Linked DNA regions of Homo sapiens: region 1 is linked to region 2. The links are chromatin loops, found by intact Hi-C in ENCODE. Cell type or tissue: Caco-2. All regions are shown on one strand. Links, peaks and the distances in the headings refer to the core of each region. The heading gives the core; the rest is flanking DNA.

Evidence for each region. Peaks named below come from ENCODE experiments on the same cell type or tissue, not always from the same donor. Only the 100,000 strongest peaks of a DNase experiment are listed, where the experiment ranks them.
Region 1: it touches region 2 in a loop (5-fold over the local background); 16 of 110 quality-filtered maps call a loop at or near these places.

The regions. Positions count from the first base shown.
Region 1 is chr5:154,863,201-154,873,238 of GRCh38, forward strand. It overlaps CNOT8 (CCR4-NOT transcription complex subunit 8), which reads left to right. Exons shown (of 7, transcript NM_001301073.2): 2 at 7-195; 3 at 1,992-2,185; 4 at 7,461-7,622; 5 at 8,530-8,674; 6 at 9,341-9,451. The coding sequence starts at 79. Among named protein-coding and RNA genes, the nearest start is that of CNOT8, 9.6 kb to the left of the region's middle. In Caco-2, for the core only: no CTCF peak of the experiment used is centred there; a DNase peak (open chromatin) is centred at 5,631.
Region 2 is chr5:154,807,027-154,817,064 of GRCh38, forward strand. LARP1 (La ribonucleoprotein 1, translational regulator) reads left to right here. Exons shown (of 19, transcript NM_033551.3): 16 at 1,433-1,577; 17 at 4,221-4,330; 18 at 4,487-4,614; 19 at 6,861-10,038. The coding sequence ends at 7,070. Among named protein-coding and RNA genes, the nearest start is that of MIR378H, 17 kb to the right of the region's middle. In Caco-2, for the core only: a CTCF peak has its summit at 5,033 (motif pointing left); a DNase peak (open chromatin) is centred at 5,025.

The DNA of each region.
Region 1 (10,038 bases), core at 882-8,881, 56 kb after region 2:
ATCTAGATCAGACCAAACATTGTCTGGCTTGCACTGTAAAACTAGTTAGCTGAAGACGACTTCTCAGGTTTCTTCAGGATGCCTGCAGCACTTGTGGAGAATAGCCAGGTTATCTGTGAAGTGTGGGCCAGTAATCTAGAAGAAGAGATGAGGAAGATCCGAGAAATCGTGCTCAGTTACAGTTATATTGCCATGGTAAGGAGCTCTACTCTGACTCACCTTCTTTGTCACTTTTAAAGTTGGGGTCTTGCTCTGTTGCCCAGGCTGGAGTGCGGTGGCTATTCACAGATGCAATCATAGCTCACTGCAGCCTTGAACTCCTGGGCTCAAGCAGTCCTCCCACCTCACCTTTCCAGGTTGCTGGGACTGCAGGCTCATACCACTATGCCCAGCTTGACTCACCTTCTTATATGGATGGGTTTAGGGAATGTTTAATTTGAGATTTTGAAAAGAATGGGTATGTTCCACTAAAGCCATTGTAAATTAAACCGGATGGAAGGTTGTGTTGCTTCATGAAATATCAAGGTAGCCAGTGTCTCTGAGAAGGATGTAACCTCTAGTATCTTAGATTTTTTATAACATTATTCTGTTTGAAAGTCTTTAAAGCAGAAGTTACGTCATCCCCTAGGGCCCAGCTGTTCCACAGATATGTTGGATTTGACTATACGATGTTAAGAATTTTAAAAATTTATTGCCAGCATTTAAAAGTCAATAGAACTCACTTGAATTCCAGATTTCTGGCATCTCTGAAAAAAAAAAATAGGAAGATCTGGCAATATCTGTTATCCACTCCTGCCTGACACTGGCTGGAGAGAGAGATGAGTATTGTGGTAATATTAAGGGCCTCCTGTAGACGGGCATGTGCTCTCTGTTTTACTCCAGTCCCGATTACTTGTACTATTTTCATACCTAGCTGACTTTACTCCTTTACATTAGCTGCTTGGAGTTTGTGACTCCTGCTTTAGAAATTATAGAGTTGGCCGGGCGCGGTGGCTCACGCCTGTAATCCCAGCACTTTGGGAGGCCGAGACGGGCGGATCACGAGGTCAGGAGATTGAGACCATCCTGGCTAACACGGTGAAACCCTGCCTCTACTAAAAATACAAAAAATTAGCCGGGCATGGTGGTGGGCGCCTGTAGTCCCAGCTACTCGGGAGGCTGAGGCAGAGAATGCGTGAACCCGGGAGGCAGAGCTTGCAGTGAGCCGAGATCGTGCCACTGCACTCCAGCTTGGGGGACAGAGCGAGACTCCGTCCCAAAAAAAAAAAAGAAATTACAGAGTTAAGTCTTTAGCTTGGTATTCAGAGCTCCTTCCAGTCTTTTCACTCAAGCTAAGCCTGTCTCTTTATATTTTTTTCTGAATGGCTGTTTCACTTCCCTGTATTTGTATTTTTATTCATATATTGTTCTCTACCTAGAATGTTCTTAATTGACTGCATATCTACCTGTAGTTACTCAACTCTTTCTATTGACATTCTGCTTATTTAGGATCAAGTTGTTGTGCAAAGCTTCATGATTTTAGTGCTTCTTCAGTAGATACCAACAAGATCAGTATTTTAAGATAGGATTTTGGCTGGGTGTGTTGGCTGATGCCTGTAATCTGTGCACTTTGGGAGGCCGAGGCAGGTGGATCACTTGAGACCAGCCTGGGCAACATGGTGAAACCCCATCTCTACAAAAAAATACAATAATTAACTGGGTGTGGTGGTGTGCACCTGTAGTTCCAGCTACTTAGGGAGGCTGAGGTGGGAGGATTGATTGCACCTGTGAGGTTGAGGCTGTAGTGAGCTGTGATTGTGCCACTGCCCTCCAGCCTGGGTGACAGAGACAGACCAACCCTATCTCAAAAAAACACAAAAAGAATTTTGTGCCCAAGTTTGGGGCTTGCCACATAACTTTTATAAATGGAGGTAAAATTTTATTTATGAATTACCAATTCAGCATCCACTGTTTTGTGAAACCTTGTGATGAGAGACTTTTTCCTTTTCCAGGACACAGAATTTCCAGGTGTTGTGGTGCGACCAATTGGTGAATTTCGTAGTTCCATAGATTACCAATATCAGCTTCTGCGGTGCAATGTTGACCTTTTAAAAATTATCCAGCTGGGCCTTACATTCACAAATGAGAAGGGAGAGTATCCTTCTGGAATCAATACTTGGCAGTTCAATTTCAAATTTAACCTTACGTAAGTGATTTCTAAATAAATGCGTTAATTTTAAGTTTTGTTTTCACTGAATCCAGGTGGGTGTTGGATAGAGCGGTCAAGCAGAGGACGGAACAGGGAATCTCAGCAAGTGAAGTCCTGCTTAAAGAACTGCAGCAGCTCAACAATGAAAAGATAAACAACCCAACTAAAAATGTGCAAAAGATAGACTTTTCTTGAAAGATAATGTACAGATGGCCAGTAAGCACATGAAAAGATGCTCAACATCATTAGTCATGAGGGAAATGCAAATTAAACCCACATTGGGATACCACTTCACACCCACTAGAATGGCTATAGTCAAAAAGACATAATAAGTGTTGTTGAGGGTGTGGAGAAAATTGGAACCCTCATACATTGCTGCTGGGAATATAGAATTTTGGGGGAAATTCTGGAAAATAGTTTTGCAGTTCCTGAAAAGGTTAAACATAGAGTTGCCATATGACCTAGCAATTCCACTCCTAGGCAGTGGAAAATTCCATGGTATGTATATACCGCATTTTGTTTATTCATCTGTTGATAGACACGTGGGTTTTTTCTACCTCTTGACTGTTGTGAATATTGCTGCTATGAACATGGGTGTGCAAATATTTCTTCAAGGTCTTGCCTTCAGTTCTTTTGGATGTATGCCCAGGAATTTTCAAAGAAAATTTCGGGGAGACTGTCATTTTGCTGATTGCATAAAATGATGTTAGTGTACTTCCTATTGTATCCTGCTTTGTTTAACTGGGCATCGGGAGTGTTTCATGATTTAGGAGTAATCTTTTTTTCCTGTCAATACAGGGTCTCGCTTTGTCACCCAGGCTAGAGTGCAGTGGTGCTAACATGGCTTACTGCAGCCTCAATCTCCCAGGCTTATCTGATCCTCCCACGTCAGCCCCCTAAGTAGCTGGGACTACAGGTGCACGCCACCATGCCCAGCTGATTTTTTGTAGAAAGTGATCAGCCCGCTTTGGCCTCCCAGAGTGTTGGGATTACAGGTGGAGCCATTGTTCCTGGAAGGAGTAATTTTTTTTATTGTTGTTCGTATGTTTTGGAAATTTCCTTGAGGTTCAAGTAATTTTGGGAGATCATCTGGATCTTTCCTTTAACTGCATTTTTTAGTTTATTGTCAAAGCCTGTAGTTTGTACCATAAAAATAATATAATACAAGGAAGAAAAATGAGTTATTTCACTGAGTGGTTTGGGTATGTTTGGGTTTAAAATAATGTTTACTTGCAGCCGGGCGTGGTGGCTCACGCCTGTAACTCCAGCACTCTGGGAGGCCGAGGTGGGTGGATCACTGGATCACTTGAGGCCAGGAGTTCAAGACCAGCCTGGCCAATGTGGTGAAACCCCATCTCTACTAAAAATAAAAAAATTAGCTGGGTATGCTGGCAGGTGCCTGTAATCCCAGCTACTCAGGAGGCTGAGGTGGGAGGATCACTTGAACCTGTGAGGTGGAGGCTGCAGTGAGTCGAGATTGTGCCACTGCACTCCAGCCTAGGTGACAGAATGAGACTCTGCCTCAAGAAAAAGAAAAAAAATAATGTTTACTTGGGATTGAAGCCTAGTTATAATAAGCAAAACAAAAAAAAAATGTTTATTTAAGTGGAAAAGAAACTTGTGATTCATCATTGGTTTTAATTTAGTGGAAAAAAATCAAGATTGCAGTGGTTTTCTTATTGTCTAACCCAAGTTTATATGAAAAGCAAGTGAAAGTCTAGTGGAACAGGAGTCGTTTAGCTTATTTCCTTACTTTTGTATTACATGGTATTATAAATAATTCCTGTGGTTGAATTAATGGATATATCTTTAGAGTGGAATATTATGACAGTGTTACAATGGATGAGTATTGATTTGTAAAGATGGTCTGTGATGTAGAGATGTAAGGGATGTAGGTGTGTATGTGTAGATAGAGAAAATAGTCTGGAAAGATCTGTAAACAAAGGTATTGGATCTGTGGGGTAGCATTATACGACCATTAATTTTTTCAGTTTTTTTCATGACAGAGTCTTTTAGATAATCATCTGTATACCAAGTAATAACATGTTACAAGTTATTTAATTCTGTCATCTAGTAATTTTGATTAAGAGAAACTACAAGTAGCTCAAACAATTACACTAGTATTCATTGTTTGAACCATTAGCAGGAATAGACTACTTTAAGGCTGGCTGTTGCTTCACGTGGGTTACAAATAACTATTTGCTACTTTTTCATAGATAAAGCCCCTGACCTTCATGGAAGCATTAGGGAAAAAGAAAACTTAATTTCTTTCTTTCTTCAAAGAACTTTTTTCCTTTCACTAGATATAAGAAAGAAAAAGTCAACAATAATACATGTGTTGCTTGAGCTAAAAGACATAGGAGAACAGACAACACATACCCATTACATTTCTAGGAAATACGAGGTAAAGAGAAAAAAAATTTTTAATGTCTTTTTTAAAATATAAAAGCTTTAGTTAAGTTGTAAGTCTGTACAAAGAAGCTAGATTTGCTACTCTCCAAGAAGTGAAGGGACCTGCTATGTAATATACAGAAATCATTTACTTCCTTTCCTTTTCTTTTTTTTTGAAACAGAGTCTTGCTCTGTCACCCAGGCTGGAGTGCAGTGGCACAATCTCAGCTCACTGCAACGTCTGCCTCCCGGGTTTAAGCAGTTCTCCTGCCTCAGCCTCCCGAGTAGCTGGGATTACAGGCGCCCACCACCATGCCTGGATAATTTTTGTATTTTTCTAGTAGAGACGGGGTTTCACCATGTTGGCCAGGCTGGTCTCGAACTCCTGACCTTGTGATCCGCCCGCCTTGGCCTCCCAGAGTGCTGGGATTACAGGCATGAGCCACCATGCCCCACCTATTTACTGCCTTTTCTTTTTCTTTTCTTTTCTTTTTTTTTTTTTTTTTTGAGGTAATGTCTTGCTTTGTCACCCAGGCAGGAGTGCAGTGGTGCAATCTCGGCTCACTGCAACCTCCACCTCCCAGGTTCAAGCAATTCTCTGCCTCAGCCTCCTAAGTAGCTGGGATTACAGGTGCCCACCATGCCTGGCTAACTTTTGTATTTTTAGTAAAGACGGGGTTTCACCATCTTGGCCAGGCTTGTCTTTAACTCCTGACCCTCGTGATCCACCCACTCTGGTCTCCCAAAGTGCTGGGATTACATACAGTTGTGAGCCACCGCACCCGACCTATTTACTTCATAAGAATATAACTTGAGCTTTGCCAAAGCTTTATGTTCCCTGAGGGCATCTAAAACGCCAGTTCATGGAACAGGCACTTCTTTCTCCCACTCCTTTCCATTTATGCTGTAGTTTTCATGGATTTCTGCTCAGTGTCACAGACGGTGGCCAAGAGGCTATCCAAGCCTTGTTCTGCCAGAAGTAGGTCTGGAGGCTGGTCCTCTTCTGGGCTTCCTACGCCACTTGAGTGCTGCAGCTACTGGGATTCCAGGGCTGTGGCTTCCTTGGCCTGGACCACTTCCTCCCTCTGCAGGTGGTACTGTTAAGTTTCATCCTTAGCTGCTCCTTTGATCTACTTCAGCCTCTGGGTCTTTTGCTCATGGGCCTTGGATACCTTCTCAGTGGCACATTTCTCAGCCTGCAGCAGCTGCTGGATCCCCTGAGACTCACTGGCCATGGTGGCGGTGTCTGAGTCTGAGGCAAGCAGCCTGAATCAGCTGGAAGGCGCGTCAGGTCATCTTAGCTGGCTGCCCACCATCTGTGCCTCAATATTTTTTTGTTGGTTTATTTTTTTTTTTTGAGATAGAGTTTCGCTCCTGTTGCCCAGGCTGGAGTGTGATGGCGCTTTCTCAGCTCACTGCAACCTCTGCCTCCCAGGTTCAAGCGATTCTCCAACCTCAGCATCCTGAGTAGCTGGGATTACAGGCATGTGCCACCACGCCCTGCTAATTTTGTATTTTTAGTAGAGATGGGGTTTCTCCATGTTGGTCAGGCTGGTCTCGAACTCCCGACCTCAGGTGATCCACCCACCTCAGCCTCCCAAAGTGCTGGGATTACAGGCGTGAGCCACCCCACCCGGCCTTGTTGGTTTTTTTTTTTTTTTTTTTAAGTTTATTTATTTTTTTGAGACAGAGTCTTGTTCTGTCTCCTAGGCTGGAGTACAGTGGCGCCATCTTGGCTCACTGCAGCCTTTGCCTCCTGGGTTCAAGTGATTCTCATGCCTCAACTTCCTGAGTAGCTGGGATTCAGGGGCATGCCACCACGTCCGGCTAATTTTTGTTTTTTTGTGTTTTTTTTTTTTTTTTTGAGAGGGAGTCTCGCTCTGTCATCAGGCTGGAGCGCAGTGGCGCGAGCTTGGCTCACTACAACCTCTGCCTCCCAGATTCAAGTGAGTCTGCTGCCTCAGGCTCCCAAGTAGCTGGGATTACAGGCGTGCGCCACCACGCCCAGCTAATTTTTGTGTTTTTAGTAGAGAGAGGGTTTCACCACGTTGGCCAGGATGGTCTTGATCTCTTGACCTCGTGATCCGCCCACCTTGGCCTCCCAAATTTCTGGGATTACAGGCATGAGCCACCACGCCTGGCCTAATTTTTGTATTTTTGGTAGAGACAGGGTTTCACCATGTTGGCCAGGCTGGTTTGAACTCTGGGCCTCAAGTGATCTGCCTGTCTCAGCCTCCCAAAGTGCTGGTATTACAGGTGTGAGCCACCATGCCCGGCCTACTTATTTTATTTTTGAGACAGGATCTTGCTCTGTCACCTAGACTAGAGTGCAGTGGTGTGAGTCCCCTCCAGTTCTTGGCCTCAAACAATCCTCTCACCTCAGCCTCCGGAGTAGTTAGAACTACAGGTGCATACCACCATGCCTGGCTAATCTTTGTTTGTGTGTGTGTGTGTGTGTTGTTTTTTTTTTGTTTGTTTTGTTTTTTTTGAGACGGAGTCTCACTCTGTCACCCAGGCTGGTCTGGAACTCCTGGTCTGAAGTGATCTTCCTGCCTTGGCCTTCCAGAGTGCTGGGATTACAGGCGTGCACCACTGTGCCTGGTGTTATTGGTTTTTTTTTTTTTTTAAATAATGAGCAAATGTATACCTATTATAATTAGGAAATTTAGTTTATGGAGGAAAATCTCATTTTTCTATCTGTCACAGAAATATGATCTACTTTGCATGCTTGTTTGAATGTTGGAAAGAGTGAATTGATCTATTAAGTTAGGAAAAGCATTTCAAAAATACTTGTACTATAATTATAAGGTGGTGGTAATAGTGTGGCCACTACTTCTGTTTCATTATTCACCAGTTAATAAATAAACACCTTGTTTTTTAGAGAGGACATGTACTCCCAGGATTCCATAGATCTCCTTGCTAACTCAGGACTACAGTTTCAGAAGCATGAAGAGGAAGGGATTGACACACTGCACTTTGCAGAGCTGCTTATGACATCAGGAGTGGTTCTCTGTGACAATGTCAAATGGCTTTCATTTCATAGGTCAGTCCTAGGGAATGTGTATTTCTCTCTCACTTTGGGCTACACTGAAGCAGGGAATTGAATTCTTAGTCATTTTTGCAGTCCTAGTGACTGTTCTGTTCAGCAGCAGCAGCCAGAAGTTGAATTGGTGCTTGTTGCCCATGTTTCAGTTTTTCACAAAACACTGGGGCTCATATACTGGTTTGTTTCACACAGTATTTGGCTCTATCATGTGGCTATCAGTGGGTTTAATTCCAAGTGGGAATATGGTGGGTGTAGAGGGTCACAGTACTTGGTTATCTTTTAAATGGCTGTCTCGGAGTTTCTTAGGTACTTGAAAGCCAGATTCTCCTTATTTTAACTTCTCAGTACTTTTGGATTTTTGGTGAATCGAATCTACAATTAAACCCCTTGGGTACTTTTTTATATCTCCCATATTAGTCTGTTAGGTTGTTATTAGAAAGTTCAGATTATAGGCCGGGCGCAGTGGCTCACATCTATAATCCCAGCACTTTGGGAGGCTGAGAAAGGTGGATCACCTGAGGTCAGGAGTTCGAGACCAGCCTGGCCACCATGGCAAAACCCTGTCTTTACTAAAAATACAAAAATTAGCCAGGCATGGTGACGGGTGCCTGTAATCCCAGCTACTTGGGAGGCTGAGGCAGGGATAATTGCTTGAACCTGGGAGGTGAAGGTTGCAGTGAGCCGAGATCGTGCCATTGCACTCCAGCCTGGGCAACAGAGTAAGACTCTGTCTCAAAAAAAAAAAAAAAAAAAAAAGATTCAGATTATAGTACGATAAACTACTCAGAAAAAGTGAAAGTTCCTAACATGAAGTAGCATTTACAAGCTTTGAGAAATAAAATGGTTGAACACTGGGGCCTGATAACCACTGCTTTTTTAACCTCTGTGGTTTATTCTCTTGTAGTGGCTATGATTTTGGCTATATGGTAAAGTTGCTTACAGATTCTCGTTTGCCAGAAGAGGAACATGAATTCTTTCATATTCTGAACCTTTTCTTCCCATCCATTTATGATGTGAAATACCTGATGAAGAGCTGCAAAAATCTTAAGGTATATGATGTTTTTCTTAATACCAGTAACAAAAAGAAGGACAGAAAAAAAGCTGACTTTGCTTTATTGTTACGTGTTCAGCATGCATTTTTGAGTACTAGATGCTAGTGTGGTGGTAGACAGGGTATAATATAAAGCTGATTTGGTCAGATATTTGTGTGGTAACGATCTTTAACCTGGCCATGAAGGGAACCCTCTGCTTCTGTCATCTTAAGGCAGGCATTCTTCACTCGAGGGCCATGAACCTAATGAAAAGGTATAAATGCTGTTTGTTAGGGATGGGGTCTGTGGTATAACAGATTCTTAGAGGAGTTCTTAACTCTAGAAAGTTTTAGAACTTGGTACCGTAATAAATTGTTGACATAGAGCTTTGCTGTCTAGAATTAGAGTGGGATTTACTATTTCCTCAGCCTTGCAATTCTGATTTTAATGGCAGAGTTCTGGAAAAATTAACAACATGGAAAGGAGCAAAATGTAGGATGTAGCACAATATAGCGTCTGGAAAAAGGGAATAAAAGAGCTAAAAAGAGGTTACTAAGGCCTGTTAAATAAATGGCCTGTCCCCACTTCTTGCTAGAATTCAGTGAACTCATAACTGCACTTAGTTGGCTCCAGTAGGGGCATGTTGGGTTTGTAATATTATCTTTGTTCTCCATACATCTCCAGGGAGGTCTTCAGGAAGTTGCTGATCAGTTGGATTTGCAGAGGATTGGAAGGCAGCACCAGGCAGGCTCAGACTCACTGCTGACAGGAATGGCTTTCTTTAGGATGAAAGAGGTAAGCTTCCTTGAATGTGATCACAGGCCTCTCGGCAGTAACTTGCTGAAGGCTAAGGAGGTAGTGGATGGTCTGTTATGTGGGCTGAGGTTTGTTGAACATTTATTTTTTATTTATTTATTATTTATTTTTTTTGAGATGAAGCCTTGCTCTGTCACCCAGGCTGGAGTGCAGTGGTGCGATCTCAGCTCACTGCAACCTCCGCCTCCCGGGTTCAAGCTTTTCTTCTGCCTCAGCCTCCTGAGTAGCTGGGATTATAGGTGCCCGCCACCATGCCCTACTAATTTTTGTATTTTTAGTAGAGACAGGGTTTCGCCATGTTGGCCAGGCTGGTTTCAAACTCTTGACCTCAGGTGATCTGCCTGCCTTGGTCTCCCAAAGTGCTGGGATTACAGGCATGAGCCACTCTGCCTGGCCGAATTTTTTGTATTTTTAGTAGACACGGGGTTTCACTATGCTGGCCAGGCTGGTCTCGAACTCCTGACCTCAGGTGATCCGCCTGGCTTGGTCTCCCAAAGTGCTGGGATTACAGGCGTGAGCCACCACGCCCAGCCACATAGACTGTTTTTTTAGCAAGTTGATGTCCA
Region 2 (10,038 bases), core at 883-8,882:
TGCCTCTAAGGATTTTGCCTATTCTGGACATTTCACATAAATTATACTGTATGTGGTCCTTTGTTACTGGCCTCTTCCCCTTAGTATATTTGGTATACTAACAAATACACAGCAAGGTTCATGTCATAGCATGCATCAGTACTTTATTCTTTTTATTGCCAAATCATATTCCATCGTATGGATGTATCACATTTTGTGTATCCATTCATCAGTTGATTGGCATTTGGGTTGTTTCTACTTTTTGTCTATTGTGAATGATGCTACTGGGCATATTCACATACAGGTTTCCTGTAGACGTAGTTTCTCCTTTATTTTGGTTAGAAGAGTAGTATTGCTGGGTCATGGGGTAACCATGTTTAACCCTTTGACAAAATTAAACTCTGTTTTCCAAAGTGGAAATTTTGGAATTTTATATTGAAATATAAAATTTTCGTTTTATATTTCTAAAAGCAATATGTGAGTCTTCTGGTTTTTCACATCCTTCCAACACTTGTTATTGTTTGTCTATTTTTCTTTATTTTTATTATTTAACATTTATTTTTGAGACAGCGTTTTACTCTGTCACCCAGGCAGGAATGCAGTGACTTAATTATAGCCCACTGCAGTCTCGAACTATTGGGCTCAAGCAATCCTCCTGCCTCAGCCTCCTGAGTAGCTGGGACTACAGGCATGCTCCACCATACCAATCTAATTACTAAAAGTTTTCTGTAGAGACAGGGGTCTCACTATGTTGACCATGGTGGTCTTGAACTCCTGGCCTTAAGCAGTCCTCCCTCCTCAGCCTCACAAAGTGCTGGAATTACAGACGTGAGCAACCTTGCCCAGCCAAGATGCTTTTTTAACTGGATTGTTTTTCTAGTTATTAAGTTGTAGGAATTCCTTTATCAAATACGTGATTTGCAAATATTTTCTCTGATTCTATGGGTTATCTTTTCACTTTTTTGATGCACAAAATTTTTTTGTTTTAATGATATTCATTTTCTCTTGTTTTGTTGCTTGTGCTTTTGGTGTTGTGCATTTTTTGATATTACTGTTTTGTACTTGTGACTATTGTAGGACTCTTGAGGTAAATATTGGTAATGAGCTAAATACAGTTTGTTAGAATTTACAAACAATTTGTTCATGCCTTGTCTTGTCTCGACGGCACTTGAAAGTAGTACCAGTTGAGGTGAAGAGCTAGACTGCCAGCCTGGTTCAGAAGCTGCTGCCACCTGCTCCTGGAAAAGTACAGGCCCAGCTCCCAGCATCAGGGCCTGGGGCAGAGTGGTTAGTGCTCAATAGATATCTGCTGAATGACTGAGTGGCAGATGATGAGTGAGGGGATTTGGAAGTACATGAGAAAGGACCAAGTCTTAAGTTCCAGGATCCTTTCTCCCTGAAGCAAGGGCAGCCTGAACCTGAGACATGCCTTTCCTCCTTTCTTTCCCATCAGAGCGGAAACGCTTGGGCATTGGCCAGTCTCAGGAGATGAACACACTCTTCCGCTTCTGGTCCTTCTTCCTCCGAGATCACTTCAACAAAAAGATGTATGAGGAGTTCAAGCAGCTGGCTCTGGAGGACGCCAAAGAAGGCTACAGGTGAGCAGGTTTGGGTGGGGGACTTTGGCTGGTGCTTAGGGATGATGTGGGATCCCTAGTTGGTCTGCTTCCAGAACTGTAGTTGGAAATTCCTTGCATGTGTATGTTCATTCATATACTTGATGAAAAATTTGTTTTTAAATGAGCAGTATATTCACATGGTTCAAATTTCAAACATTTTAAAAGGTTGTATAATGAAGAGTTGTCTTATCCCTGTCCCCCACCCATCTGGTGTCTTTCCCCACAGGCAACCAGTATTAGAATCTTGTGGGTCCTTTATAAAGGACCCTATGTAAGTAAGTAGACATCTGTGTAGTCTTCCATGCCACTACCACTCCTTTTGTTTACGCAAAAGCTGGCCTACGTTATAATATTTTTTGCACCTTGCATTTGTTTTTGTTTAATACTATATTTTGGAGATCATTCTATATCTGTACATAATTAACTTTGTTGTTCTTTTTTTATGGGCTGTAACATGGTCTTATATGGATGTACCATGATTTATTTAGTCCATCTCCTATTAGTGGATACTTAGGTTGTTTCCAATATTTTGCTATTAAAAAAACCTTGAGTCCTTTTTTCCTGGCTGGGTGGCTCACGCCTATAATCCCAGCGCTTCGGGAGGTCAAGGCAGAAGGATCACTTGAGCCCAGGAGTTCGAGACCAGCCTGGGCTCAAGCGATCGTTCTGCCATAGTAAGACCCTGTTTCTATTAAAAAAAAAAAAAAGACCTCCCCACACCCCCACCCCCTCCCCAATTTTCAATGTAAAATGTGCTCTCTGTAAACTACATGAAAAAAGACAAGTTTGGAAAAGCTGATGAAAACATCCATCATTCCAGAGACAGCAAGTGTTCTTCTGCCATCAAGCTTCCTAGTTTCTTCTTGGCATATTTAATGTATTTAGCTCATCCTATGAAGTTTGTGCTCTTCCAGACTTTGTATGCATGTGTAGTTGTAAAATTTACATACTTGTTTACAAAAATGGACTCATGGGCTCATTCTACGTCTAACATGTTTGAACATGTCTTTTCCATTTGATAATGTATTATTGTAAGCATTCTTCAGTATCCTTAAGTATACATTTATACTATTTCTTTTTTTTTTTTTTTTTTGAGGTGGAGTCTCGCTCTGTCGCCCAGGCTGGAGTGCAGTGGTGCGATCTTGCCTCACTGCAACCTCCACCTCCACCTCCCGGGTTCACGCCATTCTCCTGCCTCAGCCTACCGAGTAGCTGGGACCACAGGCGCCTGCCACCACGCCTGGCTAATTTTTTTTGTATTTTTAGTAGAGACGAGGTTTCGCTGTGTTAGCCAGGATGGTCTCGATCTCCTGACCTTGTGATCCGCCTGTCTCAGCCTCCCAAAGTGCTGGGATTACTTTGTGAGCCACCGCGCCCTGCCTTACTATTAATTTCTAATAGCTTATATTACTCCATTGTATAGATTTGCCATGATTTTTCTTAATTGCATCTCTATTCGTTGACATTTGTATTTTGCTTAATTAATGCTGCTGTAAACAGTTTGGTACATCTGTTAAGATCTAAATCTGGACTGGGTGCTGTGGCTCACACCTGTAATCCCAGCACTTTGGGAGTGCGAGGCAGGCAGATCACTTGAGGTCAGGAGTTTGGGACCAGCCTGGCCAACATGGTGAAGCCCCGTCTCTACTAAAAATACACAAATTAGCTGGGTGTGGTGGCACATGCCTGTAGTTCCAGCTACACGGGAGGCTGAGCTAGGAGAATGGCTTGAACCCAGGAGGCAGAGGTTGCAGTGAGCCAAGATCGTGCCACTGCACTCCAGCCTGGGTGACTGAGCGAGACTCTGTCTCAAAAAAAAGAAAAAAAAAAGATCTAAATCTATTGGCATGTGTTTGTTTTTGTTTTGTTTTATTTTATTTTGGAGACGAGTCTCACTGTGTCACCTAGGCTGGAGTGCAGTGGCGCAATCTCGGCTCACTGCAACCTCCACCTCCCAGGTTCAAGCGATTCTTCTGCCTCAGCCTCCCGAGTAGCTGAGATTACAGGCACCCACCACCACACCTGGCTAATTTTTGTATTTTGGTAGAGATGGGGTTTCACCATGTTGGCCAGGCTGGTCTTGAACTCCGGACCTCAAGTGATCTGCGTGCCTTGGCCTCCCAAAGTGCTTGCATTATAGACATGAGCCACAGCGCCTGGCCGCATGTGTTCCTTGAAGTGAAATTTCTGAGTCAGATAAATGAACAAACCTACTAATTGGCATGGTCAAATGGCTTTGCAGAGTTATACCAGGGATTGGCCAACTTTTTCTAGAAAGAGTCAGTAAATACTTTAGGCTTTGTTGGCCATAAGGTGTTTGTCGTAATTACTCAACTCCGTTCACTCTGTTATTGTAGCAGAAAGCAACCATAGATACTTCATAAAAGAATAGGAGTAAACAAATGTCTGTGGCAGGGGGACAGAGTTCCTTGACTGCAGGAAATCTCTGAACATTTTATGCTGGACCCACTTAGACTAGCATTCTAAAAGCGTGTATGCTGTTTTTTCAATACAGAAATAACATGTAGTTTAAACTGTTTCATAGTTCCTCTGTTATGCAGGCACATTTCCCGTTTTACAGATGAAGAAACTGCCCTGATTTCACTGACTTGTGTTCTACAGATATGGTTTGGAGTGCCTTTTTCGATACTACAGTTATGGCCTGGAAAAGAAGTTCCGGCTGGACATATTCAAGGATTTTCAGGAGGAAACGGTGAAGGACTATGAAGCTGGTAAGAGCCAGAGTTGGATCTGAGTGAGGCCTGGTCATGTAGGCCTCCTCTTCCCCAGTTGGACCTGGGTCTTTCTGTGTATTACACAACACCTCCCTCTCTCCTCTGAGCTTCTTTATCCTCACCAGCTCAGCTTTTCTGTACCTCTCCCTACAGGCCAACTGTATGGGCTGGAGAAGTTCTGGGCCTTCTTGAAATATTCCAAAGCCAAAAATTTGGACATTGACCCCAAACTGCAAGAATACCTCGGCAAATTCCGACGTCTTGAAGACTTCCGAGTAGATGTAAGTGAAACTCTTTCTCTAACTCTGCTTGTCCTGGAAAGAAAACTGGACCAGGAATCAGGATACTTGGATTCTGGTCCAGCTGTGCCCCTAGCCCAGGAACCCCTCTCCCTGCTCCCCACAATTTGGGCTTTGCTTTTTCACCTTTAAAATGGAGAGTGAGTGGCCAATGAAGGCTAGTTGGAGATAGTTGTATGGTTGCTCCTGCTTACCCTTTCTGTGGTACCATCATAATGCTCTTTCTCTCCTATCTCACCATCCTCCTTGCTACTGTGCCCAAGTTAGCCACTACTAGTTGATCAGGATGGGTATCCAAGATACACACATTTGTTCTTTCTGGAAAAAGCCAATTCCAACCCCAGTTTATAAATTAATGCCCAGGTCTCTTATGTTCTTGGAGCAGCGCCTCAACGGTGACATCCAGTGGCAGGGCTGGGTTATTACTGCTGGGTATATCAAGGGAAGTTGGAGTGATTTAATTGATTCAGCAGATACTGATTGGATGTCTCTGTGCTCGGTGCTTTAGAGATAAGGGAAAGAGGCTCAGTTTTTCCTTCTGAGAGTTTATAATGTAGTAGAGATGTCTCTTTGTCTTATTCCCTTCAAACCTTTTAGCAAAAAGGCAAATGCAAGTAAATGACAATTAGACTAGCCCTTAACATTTTGTATTAGTCTCTTCTCACTCTGCTAATAAAGACATACCTGAGACTGGGTAATTTATAAAGGAAAGAGGTTTAATTGACTCACAGTTCTGCATGGCCAGGGAGGCCTCAGGAAACTTAAAATCTTGGCAGAAGGGGAAGCAAATACATCCTTCTTCACATGGTGGCAGCAAGGAGAAGTGCAGAGTGAAGGGAAGTAAAAGCCCCCCCCCCCCACCCCCCCTTTTTTTTTTTGGAGACAGAGTCTTGCTCTGTCACCCAGGCTAGAGTGCAGTGGCACGATCTTGGCTCACTGCAACCTCCGCCTCCCGGGTTTAAGTGATTCTCCTGCATTAGCCTCCTGAGTAGCTGAGATTATAGGTGCGCACCACCACGCCTGGCTAATTTTTGTATTTTTAGTAGAGATGGGGTTTCACCATGTTGGCCAGGCAGGTCTCAAACTCCTGACCTTGTGATCCACCTGCTTGGCCTCCCAAAGTGCTGGGAGTACAGGCATGAGCCACCGCGCCCGGCCCAAAAGCCCCTTATAAGACCGTCAGATCTTGTGAGAACTCACTCACTATCACGAGAACAAGATGGGGGAAACTGCCCCCATGATGCAATTATCTCCACCTGGTCCCTCCCGCGACATGTGGGGATTATGGGAACTACAATTCAAGATCGAGATTTGGGTGGAGACACAGCCAAATCATCACATTTATTATTTTAAAACTGCCATTTATTAAGTGTTTATTATGTGCCAGGTACTTTACATTGACCTTATTTAACCCTTATGTGGTGACGCAGACAGGACTTATTAGGTTAACTGAGGTTCGTGGCCATCCAGTGACATAATGGCAGAGCCACTCAGGTCTCTCAATATAAACACAAATCTGTTTTCTTTTATTCTTAAGCATTTCCACCCTTGAGGAGGAGAAGGGAGGGGAGCAGGGTACAAGTCACAGAGAACCTTTGTGATAAGTAGACCTATTAGGGTGGAACAAGGACTCAGTTTTGGTTCCCAAAATGGGAAGGAAACGTCTGTCTTCGGGGTTATAAGACCTTTGTTAGTGGTAAGGCCAGTCTGGAGCATGGTCTGAGTCTTAGTTCAGGATCCTCTGGACCTTGAAGAGAATGAGGTGATCCCCAGAAGGATCTGGGCCTTCTGAGCTGAGACGTCGCAGCATACTGCATGCCACATTCCACATTTCTGAGCAAGAGATCCCTTCTTGGAAGGGAAGCAGAAATGAGGTTGGATAAAAGCCTGGCCTTTTGGGGCAGGTAGACCTAAATTTTGTCTTTATCGGTTACCAGCTATGAGACCCTGGGGAAGTTACTTTTTTGTGCTTCAGTTTCCTCATCTATAAAATCAGATGTCCATGGGTCCACATCAAAGGGTGATGCTGACCCCATGAGAGAGTGTGCATAAAACAGCACAAGGCTTGGCATGAAGAAACGCTTAATAACTTATAATTTATTTTTAAGGTTAAACCCATTCATTTTCTATATTTGGAGGTAGAAAGTAGGAAGTGTCTAGACGGGCCTGGCAAGGAAGAGGGCGTAGATAGTGCTTCTGATCACCTGTGACTCCTTCCTCTGTTGCAGCCCCCCATGGGTGAGGAGGGCAACCACAAGCGACACTCAGTGGTAGCAGGAGGTGGCGGCGGTGAGGGCAGGAAGCGGTGCCCCTCCCAGTCTTCCAGCAGGCCTGCTGCCATGATCAGCCAACCCCCTACACCACCCACCGGCCAGCCTGTCCGGGAAGATGCCAAATGGACAAGCCAGCACTCGAACACACAGACTTTGGGAAAGTGAAAAGCTCCTTAGCCCTGGGGCTTGAGGGGGGAAAGGGGTAGGGTGGGTAAGAGTCCATGGGGGTGCCCAGTCCCAGGAAAGGGGACAATGAAGGGACAGGCCTGGAGTTACTAGGACAGGCCTTTGTGCTGAGTAGCAATGTATACACCATTTGGGCTATCAGAGGTACCCCTGGGCAGGAGCCTCTACATCCCCTTCCCCCTCCTCTCTCCATGACTCTTGACATCCTAGCTTCTTCTAAGGGGGGAGGGAAAGGGGGGAGATTTTTATATATATATACATATATATATATCAAGTTTTAAATTATTGATAGTTCATCTGGATTACCAAAATCACTCTGCAGCCCTGCCCGAGGCTAGTAGGCTGCAACCCTGGTCCCCACCCCTAACCTCCTGCTCCCCCTCAAGCCAACTATGCAGCCCACAAGAAGGCCCTGCGGGCCCCCCCATTGCCCAGCACTGTCTCATAGAAGGCTCTGGTGGTACCTCTGGGCCCCAGGAGCATCAGCCCCTTGATCATCTGGGGTTTGTCATCACCATATTTTCTCCCTGCTGTTCCCACCATGCCCTTCTGCCATCTTCTGGGAGAAGGAAACCAAAGGATCTAAAACTGGGGTTTGGGGGAAGGTTTCAGCCTCTCCCCACTCCCCTTGCCCCACACCCTTTACTCCCCAGCCCAGAGAGACGCTGCTTTTACCAGGAAAGACTATTGAAAGATGTTTTATTTTATTTTTCTCTGACCTTTCCATCCTTGAAAAAATGGGGAAAAAAGAAGAAAAAAGACAAAATCGACCATAAAAGACCAAAAAAAAAAAAAAAATCAGAAAACCCCCACCTAATCCACAGAAAGTAATGTCTTTCCCCTCCCCTTGGAATTTTTGTTTTGTTTTTGGAAATAATATTTTTTTAAAAGTTGCCTTATTGTGGAGCGGGAATCTGAAATACCCAAATGCCTGTTTTCCTCGGTGGAGTCAACCCGAAGAGCTCCCACCTTCTCTGGATGTGCCTGGGCTTGGACTGGCTAGAATCTTTCTCTGGACTGTTGCATGTACAGTGCCTCCATCCTGGAGGCAAGAGAGTTGGGAGTGGCTCGAATCAGAGCCGTGCCCAAGATATCCCTGCTGTTGCATCGTTTGAAGCTGACGTCCTGTGTCTGTACACTGCTGCCACTGTTGTGTCCTCGCTCTGCTTGCTGTTGCCTCACGCCAGGCCCCGTCCTGCCGTGACACCCTTCATCCTACCCTTGGAACCCCAAGGCCAAGTTGGTTCAAACTGTTGGAGAACAGAGTTGGCCTGCATCTGGAACACACTTGTCCTCAGCTTACCATCTCCTCACACCCCAGAGTGGAAAGGTGAACACCTGCAGCTGAGGCTTGGAAACGTTTCTTGTGTTGCCCTGAAAAATCTTTGAGACCTCAGGGAGGCTCTGTCTCTCTTAAAAGGTGGAGAAAGATGCCATTCTCTCCCTAAGGTCTGGTGGAGTCTCCCCATCTTGCATACCCTTCTGCAAGCCATCTATCTCTGCTCACTCTCCAATTGACCCGCCTGGGAACAAGGGATGAGGAGGAGTTGGGGGCTGGGGGGAATCCTGCCAGTTGGTGAAGCCCTGTGGCAGGAAGGTATATGTGGACATAGAGTATACCTGATTCTCTTTCTTCAGCCACTGACTGCTTGGGTTGGGCTGTGAATGATAATGGAATGGCTGGAGTCTGCTGTTGTCAGAAGGCAGGGAGGGTGATGAAGGACTGACCCACATGGACTGGGATGTGTGTCGGTTATGGGCATGACTGCACGTTCACTCTCAGTGGGATCTGGGCAACATGGAGTTCATTGTCCTGTTGCTTACTTACTGCAATGTCTTTGGCCCTCCTTTTCAACTGGTTCCTCTGTTGGGCCCAAAGGTTGGGAGTAGGAGACAGTATCCCAGGCTGACAAGGGCTTGCCCTTTACCTTGGGCACCTTGTTAATTTTTAGCCTGTGCCCTTCCCCACCTTTGCCCTCCCAGTGGTTGGTATGTGGGAAGCCCATCTCAGTTCCTGTGACTTCATGTCTCAAACCAAGGATGAGCGTCTGGTCTCTGCTATGATGGTGGTATCCGAGGCCTTTCCCTGCCCAGTCTGGTGCCTGCCCCACATTGTACCGGACACTGGATTCCTGGACCCCCTTCTCCTTTCCTTTCTTTCCTTCAGGTCACGCAGCCCTGTACTGTATCCAGCACCACAGAAACCTCAGTGTTTTTCCTCTGCTGGTTTGGGGCACAAGGAAGCCTTAGGGTATGGGGAAAGGCTGTTATTACCTAGAGTTTACTCCCAGGCCAGGGGGCTGCCATCTTCTTCACAGACATCCCTGAAAGGAAGCCCCTTTGGGGCAGGGAGGTGAGGACTTCATCTCAACATCGGCTGGTGGTTGGTAGGGGAGCTTTTTCTTTTCTTTCCTTTTTTTTTGTTTTTGTTTTTGTTTTTGTTTTTGGTAACATGTTAGGAGTTAATGTTGCAAAGAGTAGTTTACATCTTCACTTTCTGAAGACACTTGAATTTAGGACCGATGTATCTGTGACAAGCATGCCAGAAGTGGCAGGGGCCATCAGGGCTAACCACTTCACACCTACCATCGTCCCATGGGGATCCAAGACCTGAGATAAAGCAACAGCCTGCCCAGATCCCTCTGTTCATCCTATCCCTTCCAAGGTTGGTCCATGCCAACATAACCTCTGGGCATCAGACATCAGCAGGTCTGTGTGCCTCAGCCCTGTTAAGGGGCAGGTTTCTCTTTAGCCCTCTTCCTGCACTTGGGAGCAAAGGCACTACCAGTAGAGAAGGGCCATCCAGCCGTGCCCCAGCCTGGACCCCTGGGGCTCAGATAGAGGTGCTGAGCCCCTGTGTCAAAGTTGTTAAATGTTTTTGTTTTGTTCCATTGTAGCTCTTTTTTTTTTTTTTTCCCCTTTCCTGGTGATTGATTTTACAAAAGAA